2 separate regions of the Homo sapiens genome follow, and region 2 is linked to region 1. A link is an interaction called in ENCODE POLR2A ChIA-PET data of the cell type or tissue named here. Cell type or tissue: GM12878. All regions are shown on one strand. Links, peaks and the distances in the headings refer to the core of each region. The heading gives the core; the rest is flanking DNA.

Region 1 (4,391 bases), core at 1-4,000:
GTTGCAGTGGACTGAGATCACGCCACTGCACTCCAGCCTGGGCAACAGAGTGAGACTCTGTCTCAAAAAGTAAAAAAAAAATAAATAAAAATGTAATAAGTAAATAAAATGCCCTCTTTAAAGACACTCCTACATCTGGGCCAGTACACAGCCCAGCATGACTGGGCACTTCCCCTAAACAAGCAAGCAGACTCCTGAAATGCATCATTATGTTTCATTTCTTAATAAATTCTTTCTACAGCCAGTTAGCATTCTACTTGTTGCCATTATAGACTTTCAAAAAACACTATAAACTTTCTTATCTGTCTTCCTGAGTAAGCAAAGGGAAGACATTATTAGAAAATTCACACTCAATTAGGAAGAGTGGTTTGAGGTAGAAGTTGGTGGTTTTTTATTTCTTTAAAAAAAAATATTGGCCAGGCACGGTGGTTCATGCCTGTAGTACCAGCAGTATGGGAGGCCAGGGTGAGTGGATCACTTGAGCCCAGGAGTTCAAGACCAGCTTGGGCAACATGGCAAAAACCCCATCTCTACAAAAAAATAAATTAACCAGGTGTGGTGGCGTATGCCTGTAGTCCCAGCTACTCAGGAGGCTGAGGTGGGAGGATCGCTAAGCCTGGGAGGCGAAGGTTGCAGTAAGCCAATATCGCGCCACTGCACTCCAGTCTGGCTGACAGAGACAGTGTCAAAAAAAAAAAATCTTCGAGAAAATCCATTTGAAACAAGGAATGAAATTTAAAATTTGCATATATAAACACGTATACATATACATATCATGTATATACATAGGATTATGAGAAGTAGTAATGTTCTAAAAGTGAGTATGCATATTTTTAAAAATTTCTGTAAAGTTGCACTTGTAAGGAAATTCCTAGGTGTTATTTCCTAAGACGTAAAAGCAGTGTATACATCCTTGAAGCTAAACTTTTCTGAGATCTTAAATTCTCCCAGTGTTTGATATATGAGTACTCATGTCTCCAGCAAATTAACCTGAACTTAAAGAGCTTCCTGATAGCTTCTTAGTTGGGGGGTGGGAGTGCAGAGAATAAAAGGAAATTCATTGAAGAATAAAAGATAATTTCTTGAGAAACCTGCTCATCGGGACCCTGTTAACATCCAAATATCCCAAATATCATGCCACACTATTCTTCCCAGAATTAATTGTCAAGGACTGAGAAGGACAGGAGAACCTAATGCTATTTCAGGCTCTCTTGACAGACCAAGGAACAGTGAGGCATAAACTGGGGTCCCCGTGGGTCACAGGCAAGAGGTGGAACCCAAGATTCAACTCCCTTCTTGGAACCATCTACCTGGGGACTCCCTCTGGTTCTGTGGCTGGGAAGAGGGATGCCCATCAGCCTTCCCGGAATTCCGGGGGCACCCACAGGCCCTTACCTGCCTGGCAGCCAGGCACCATGATGAACGTGAGCAGTCCCCACATCAGCAGGTATGAATCCATCTTCCTGACCCTTGGGACCAGCCGGGGCAGTGAAGCGGAGGTCTTTCTCTGCAGAAGGCCCAGTTGCCGTCAGCCTCTTTTTGGCATCGCGCCGGAGGATGTGGGATGGGAAGATCGGTCCGCCTGGGCTGTCACCCTTGTGGGTCCATCCAGTCTCTATCGGAGTCAGGAGTTGCTCTCTTTAAGTATTGGGCTGGCGTGTTCAGCCAGGAAACTGCCTAGCACTCTCTTCTCTCATCTCAAATATAGGAAGTGTTTTTTTTTTTTTTTTTTTTTGATGACAATATAGTTTGCGGTAATTTTTCAAACCAGGTTTTTTTTTTCAAGTTCAATTGCTGGAGGTGTGGGCTGGGGTTGATGAGAAGGATTGAACTTCATTTATGAATCCTTTCTTCAGCTACGCCCATAAAAGGAGAGGGAGATTCCCCTGCCGTTGAAGGTAGGGTGAGCAAGCACTTCTTGGCAGTGGTCTCACCCAGCACTTCATAAGCTGAGTCCTCCCCTCAGGGCTGTAACGTCCTCAGGAGTCAGCCGGGACCACCTGGGATGAAGGAGCAAAGTCCTGACAAGATTCTGGTCAGGCAGCCTCCAATATTCAAATAATGGAGAAGGATGCGGCGAACTGAAGGATCCTGAGAATTCATAAATAATTCCCCAAGGCTTATAACCTGTACTAGCCATCATCATTTCACCACAGTGCCCTGGGCTCCTGAAAGTGCATTGTCATTTTATAAGGTGTTTTGCTTCCAGATTTCTTTCTCTTAAAGGATCATGCAAAAAGTGGGCTTTGGTTTTAAACTTTGGATTATTTTGTAAAATTCAGTCTTGCTTATTTATTGATCAGAGCTCTCTTCTGATTATTATGAAATGGTTGAGTGTGTTTTGCTCCCTGGAAATTTGTCTAAGACTTAAAGCCATTGCATAGTTAGAGCAAAACACAATTTTTTAAATACTAGAAAGCAAGCAAAGATATTAACAAAAAGAAAACCCTCCGGGCAAGCCAAGGAATTCAGGGTTCCAAAACACATCACGTTGACTGGGCCTGGTGGCTCATGCCTGTAATCCGAGCACTTTGGTAGACCAAGGTGGGTGGATCACCTGAGGTCAGGAGTTTGAGACCAGCCTGGATGACATGGTGAAACCACCGTCTCTACTAAAAAAAAAAAAAAAAAAAAAAAAAAAAAAAAATTAGCCAGGCGCAGTGGCACACGCCTGTAATTCCAGCACTTTGGGAGGCTGAGGCAGGCAGATCACCTGAGGTCGGGAGTTTGAGACCAGTCTGGCCAACATGGTAAAACCCCATTTCTACTAAAAATACAAAAATTAGCCAGGCGTAGTGGCGGGCGCCTGTAATCCCAGTTACTCAGGAGGCTGAGACAAGAGAATAGCTGGAACCGAGGAGGTGCAGGCTGCAGTGAGCTGAGATTGCGCCACTGCACTCCAGCCTGGGCGACAGAGTGAGACTTCCATCTCAAAAAACTTGTCAAAATATGACAAGATTCTCTTAAATTCCACAGCAGGTATAACTTCCTCTCTAGGAACGTTTCTCACTCTGCGGGCAAGTGCTCCAGTAGAAACTCCTAGTACTCCCACCAAAGTCACGCTCCTTTCTTCTTGGGCATGGGAGTAGAATGCACTTGCTGCCTCTCCTGGAAAATAGCTTATGCTTTAAGTAGTTAATGTGGATTGTCATTATAAAATATTTAAATTTATGTTAATGTCTTTTTTTTTTTTTTTTTGGAGCGCAATGGCACAATCTTGGCTCACTGCAACCTCTGCCTCCCAGGTTCAAGTGATTCTCCTGCGTCAGCCTCCTGAGTAGCTAGGATTACAGGCACGCGTCACCACATCCAGCTAGTTTTTGTATTTTTAGTAGAGACGGAGTTTCACCATGTTGGTCAGGCTGGTCTCGAACTCCTGACCTTAGGCGATTCACCCACCTCGGCCTCCCAAAGTGCTGGGATTACAGGTGTGAGCCACCACGCCTGGCAATTACAAGATTTTTTTAAAGCCATATCACAAAGCCCCCACAATTTTTCTGGTAAATAAGAGGCCCAACTCTTGGTTCTGAGATGGACCATGGTTAAACAAGTCATTGAACTGGCTTTTCTGGTTCACCTTACGGATGAACGCTCTGTCGTCGTTTGCTGATGCTGAGGTTTCCAGTTGATGCTGCATGGCACGATGCAGGGATGTGAGAAGAAGTTGGGGGTGCAAAAGCAGACCCATTTTGTCACGGATTGCCCAGGATCTCATACTGAAGCTGTAGCAAAGCTTTTGCCCTTAATGAGTTTACAGGTGAAATGGAAAGACACTTGAGTGTCCCTTCCTCCAGGAGGCCTTTTCCAGTCCTTTCTACTCCATCATAACACCTGCCGTGCTGCATTGCAATTCACTGTTTATATCTCTTTCTTTCTTCTAGTTGCTGTTAATCTTTTTTGGATTAAAAACTCTTTTTTGTTTTTAATTTAAGTTCCAGGATACATGTGTAGAACGTGCAGGTTGGTTACATAGGTATAAGTGCGCCATGGTGGTCTGCTGCACCTACTCACCTGTCTTCTAAGTTCCCTCCCCTCACACCCCACCCCCCACCCTGCAGCAGGCCCTGGCGTGTGATGTTCCCCTCCCTATGTCTATGTGCTGTCATTGTTCAACTCCCACTTATGAGTGAGAACATGCGGCATTTGGTTTTCTGTTCCTGTGTTAGTTTGCTGAGGATAATGGCTTCCAGCTTCATCCATGTCCCTGCCAAGGACATGATCTCATTCCTTTTCATGGCTGCATAGTATTCCATGGTGTATATGTATCACATTTTCTTTATCTAGTCTCATTGATGGGCATTTCAGTTGGTTCCATTTTGCTATTGTAAATAGTGCTGCAATAAACATACGGGTGCATGTGACTTTATAGTAGAATGATTTCTATTCCTTTG
Region 2 (4,391 bases), core at 300-4,299, 130 kb after region 1:
AAAAGTCCTTAAGGTTGACCTCTGGTGTAGCTCTGACGGATTTCCTTCCTTTTAATTTTTTTTTTTTTTTTTTTTTTTTTAGACGGAGTCTCGCTCTGTCCCCCAGGCTGGAGTGCAGTGGCGCGATCTCGGCTCACTGCAAGCTCCGCCTCCCAGGTTCACGCCATTCTCCTGCCTCAGCCTCCCGAGTAGCTGGGACTACAGGCGCCCGCCACCTTGCCCGGCTAATTTTTTAAAAAAATTTTTTAGTGGAAACGGGGTTTCACTGTGTTAGCCAGGATGGTCTCGATCTCCTGACCTCGTGATCCGCCCGCCTTGGCCTCCCAAAGTGCTGGGATTACAGGCGTGAGCCACCGCACCTGGCGATTTCCTTCCTTTTTAAGGCTAATATTCAATTGTCTGTAAATTCCACATTTGGCTCATGCATTCCATCTGTCGATGGACACTTTGGTTGCTTTACCTGTTTGCTATTGTGAATGATGCTGCAATGGGCATACGTGTGCACGTATCTCTTCCAGAGTCAGGTCACTTATTTTTTAGAATATCCCTAATTTTTTTAGAATATCCTTAGTTTTTAGAAAATAAGGTCACTTATTTTTTAGAATTTTTTAGAATATTTAGAACTTGGGTCCATCTGTTGCTTCTTCCTAATTAGCTTTAGGTTCTGTGTGTTTGTCAGGGATGCTCGAGTAGTAGTGATGTGCCTGTCACAGACCAGACTGCTGATGGTGAGGTTCACTTTTTTTTTTTTTTTTTTTTGGGAGACAGTCTCGCTCTGTCACCCAGGCTGGAGTGCAGTGGCGCGATCTCTGCTCACTACAACCACCACCTCCCAGGTTCAAGCGATTCTCCTGCCTCAGCCTCCCGAGTAGCTGGGACTACAGGCATGCACCACCAAGCCCAGCTAATTTTTGTATTTTTAGTAGTGATGGGGTTTCACCATGTTGGACAGGCTGGTCTCGAACTCCTGACCTCAAGTGATCCGCCCGCCTCGGCCTCCCAGAGTGCTGGGATTACAGGCGTGAGCCACTGCACCTGGCTTGAGGGTAACTTTATCACTTGCTTAAAGATGGTGCCCGCCAGTTTTCTCTACTATATGGTCACTATTTTGTCCCTTTGTGATAAGTAAGGATTCTGTGGGGAGATATTTTGAGTCTCTGCAAATATCTGTTTTTATTTTTTATTTTTGAGATGGAGTCTCGCTTTGTCATCCAGGCTGGAGTGCAGTGGTGTGATCTCGGCTCACTGCAACCTCTGCCTTCCGGGTTCAAGTGATTCTCCTGCCTCAGCCTTCCGAGTAGCTGGGATTACAGGCACCCATGACCACGCCCAGCTAATTTTTGTGTTTTTAGTGGAGATGGAGTTTCACCATGTTGGCCAGGCTGGTCTTAAACTCCTGGCCTCAAGTGATCCACCCGCCTTGGCCTCTCAAAGTGCTGAGATTACAGGCGTGAGCCACCACGCCCAGCTGCAAATATCTTGTTTGTTATCAAGCTTCCACCCACTCGGTGATTCTTGTGTGAAACAATTATTCCTGCAGTGATTACCCAGGGATGACCTACAGATTCCGTCGTTCCTTCTGTACTTATTTGTTGATATTCTACTCTAAGGAAAAGCTTTCCCATCTCCTACATGCATTCATTCATTCATTGTATCCACAGTTGAGTGGATTCATGTGTTCCTATGTTTCTCTGGGTTTTAGTCTATTACTATCATTATTCATTTTGTTGTTCACATTGTACAGGATTTTGGGTGCAGTGGCTCATGCCTATAATCCAGCACTTTGGGAGACTGAGGCAGGGGGGACTGCTTGAGGCTGGGAATTTGAAACCAACCTGGGCAACATCGTGAGACCCCATCCCTACAAAAAAACAAAAACAAAAACAACAGATTGTACCAGATTTGGCCAGTGGGGAACCCTTTAGAATAGGCTCGTGTGTTTCTTGATATATCCACATCATCTTCCCATTAACTTCTATTTCAACATCAGGGTTTTCTGTGCCTCATGTCTCTATTTATTTCGGAGATAGGGTCTTGCTCTGTCACCCAGGCTGGAGTGCAGTGGTGCGATCTTGGCTCAGTGCAACCTCCGCCTCCCCGGTTCAAGGAATTCTGGTGCCTCAGCCTCCTGAGTAGCTGGGATTATAGGCGTCTGCCAACATGCCCAGCTAATTTTTGTAGTTTTTGTAGAGATGGAGTTTCTCCATATTGGCCAGGCTGGTCTTGAACTCCTGGGCTTAAGCGATCCTCCCAGTTCTTCGGCCTCTCAAAGTGCTGGGATTACAAGGGTGAGCCACGACACCCAGCCAACTTCCTGTCTTTCAACAGTGATCAATTGTGGGTATACATGACATACGAAATAACAAAGATTAAATCTATTTCAAGCTGTCAAGTGGCCGAACACCGAAGGCTGCCACAGGAAAATTATTTAAAGATACATTTGTTAAAAATACGTTGATTGATTAAGAAGTTAGAAATTGAAACAGAACTATTTCTACTTAGGGTGTGAACCCCATATCACACTCTGAATCCCCACCAGCAGGGACCGCTCAAGACCCGTTGCGTGCCAAGGGTCTTGACAAAGGAATGTCCCACCCAATCTAGGGCTCCTAGCCCCTGGACTACCCAACTTGGTCAAATGTATGCCTCACTGTTCCATCAGCGGTTTCACTTAATATAGCAGTTCTAGACTCAGAGACTTTTACACAGAGAACCCCGAGATCATTCTGAACTTGAGGTGCAGGACAGTGCATTGTGCAAAGTCACAGAGTTGCTGAGAGGTAGAGCTGGGATGGGGGCTCGGGCCCCCCCTAGAATCACAGGATCCTTACGTCCAGGGCTAGTCAGAAGCCAGCGAGTTTGAGTCGCAGCTGTTGGGGAAGTCCCTCTGGAATGGTTTCGACAGGTAGGATCTGGCTGCTGCATTTGCCGTCCCTCTGGCCCACCGCTGTCCACTGTACAGAGAAGGCATCTCTTTCTACCTTCAAATCAGCATCTGGTTTCTGTTCACAGGAGCAACGCGATGCACGACAACCCCCGCGCCTTCGTCAGTGGCTCTAACTCCTGTCACAGCCTTGTTCCTTCTCCCTGTCTCGCTCTTTAGCCGTTTCTCGTAGGGATGGTGTCCAGGTGGCTCGGACACCCTGGTCGCCGTTCTCTGGGGGTAGATGAGTTTATGAAGACCAAATTGGATATGAGCAAAAGCACTCTTGGTAAAATTGTATTCAATCAATCCCTAGATGAGTATTTTTTTTAACTATCCAGGCCCACCCCAGATGTCTGAATAGATTTCTTCTGATCTTGGCTACTCTGTGATTTGGCCTTCACTCCTTGATTTACCCAGCAGAGTCAATGACATTCCCCAATACACACACACACACACACACACACACACACACACACACACACACAGCTTTCTGAGGAGGAGTACACAGAAGGGAACACGATCCAGTCTCAACACTGGCGATGACAGACCGTCCCATTCTCTCATATGAACCCTACACATTGATCCAGCCCAGCCTGGAGGTTTCCTAACATCTCGTCAGCAGCTAGCATCGCTGTCCAAAACCTGCCCGTTTTTTTTTTCTTTCTTCTTTTTTTTTTTTTTTTTTGGCTTGATTTGGCTCTATTTTTAGAATGTTTTCCACTGGGAGAAGGAAGAAATATGAGGGGAACAGAGCAGGGAGAGGTGCCAGCTGTGGCTTGCCAGCCTAGGGTTGCTCCGTGGCATGTGTTTACACTGCAGTCATGGGCCGGCCTTGCCTGGCCCCTGCGGGTCACCCGGGCATGCTTCCCATACCCAGCAGAACGTGATCTGGGTTCCAGTTTCTGTTCTCCCTAGTCCTGGGTTAGGAAACTCAGTTGTTTTGACATTGACTCTTCCCCTCACCCGTGTGTGTGTGTGTGTGTGTGTGTGTGTGTGTGTGTGTGTGTGTGTGTTGGGGGATGTCACTGATCTGCTGGGGAAACCAAGGGGTGAAGACCAAATCATAGAGCAGCCCAGATCAGAGGGAATCTATTCAGACATCTGGGGTGGGCTTGCACAGTTACAAAAAGTGCTCATCCAGGGATTGGTTGACCTAATACTTTATAGTTTTTCCAAAAGTGCTTTTGCTCATATCCAGTTTGGTCTTCGTAAGGACCTCTTGAGGTAGATGGGGCTGCTGTTCTCATTCTACAGATGATTTTACTGTGAATGGCTGTCTGTCCACCTCAGAGCCCTGCAGGATTTATGGAAGCTGCTTCCAGCTTCTTATGTGAGCCAGTACTCGCTCCTACTTAGGATTATATATTGAGGTTGGACATGGTGGCTTATGCCTGTAATCCCATCACTTTGAAAGGCAGGAGATTTGCTTGAGGCCAGGAGTTTGAGACCAGCCTGGGCAGCATAA

Evidence for each region. Peaks named below come from ENCODE experiments on the same cell type or tissue, not always from the same donor. Only the 100,000 strongest peaks of a DNase experiment are listed, where the experiment ranks them.
Region 2: POLR2A ChIA-PET joins it to region 1 with 6 read pairs; 7 of 35 experiments call an interaction of 5 or more read pairs at or near these places.

The regions. Positions count from the first base shown.
Region 1 is chr10:6,060,693-6,065,083 of GRCh38, forward strand. IL2RA (interleukin 2 receptor subunit alpha) reads right to left here and starts at 1,675. Exons shown (of 8, transcript NM_000417.3): 1 at 1,396-1,675. The coding sequence starts at 1,459. RefSeq lists an enhancer at 1,386-1,435 and a cis regulatory region at 1,428-2,058. In GM12878, for the core only: no CTCF peak of the experiment used is centred there; no DNase peak of the experiment used is centred there; H3K4me3 peaks cover 740 bases; H3K27ac peaks cover 335 bases.
Region 2 is chr10:6,188,774-6,193,164 of GRCh38, forward strand. It overlaps a transcript of PFKFB3 not described here. Among named protein-coding and RNA genes, the nearest start is that of PFKFB3-AS1, 12 kb to the right of the region's middle. In GM12878, for the core only: no CTCF peak of the experiment used is centred there; no DNase peak of the experiment used is centred there.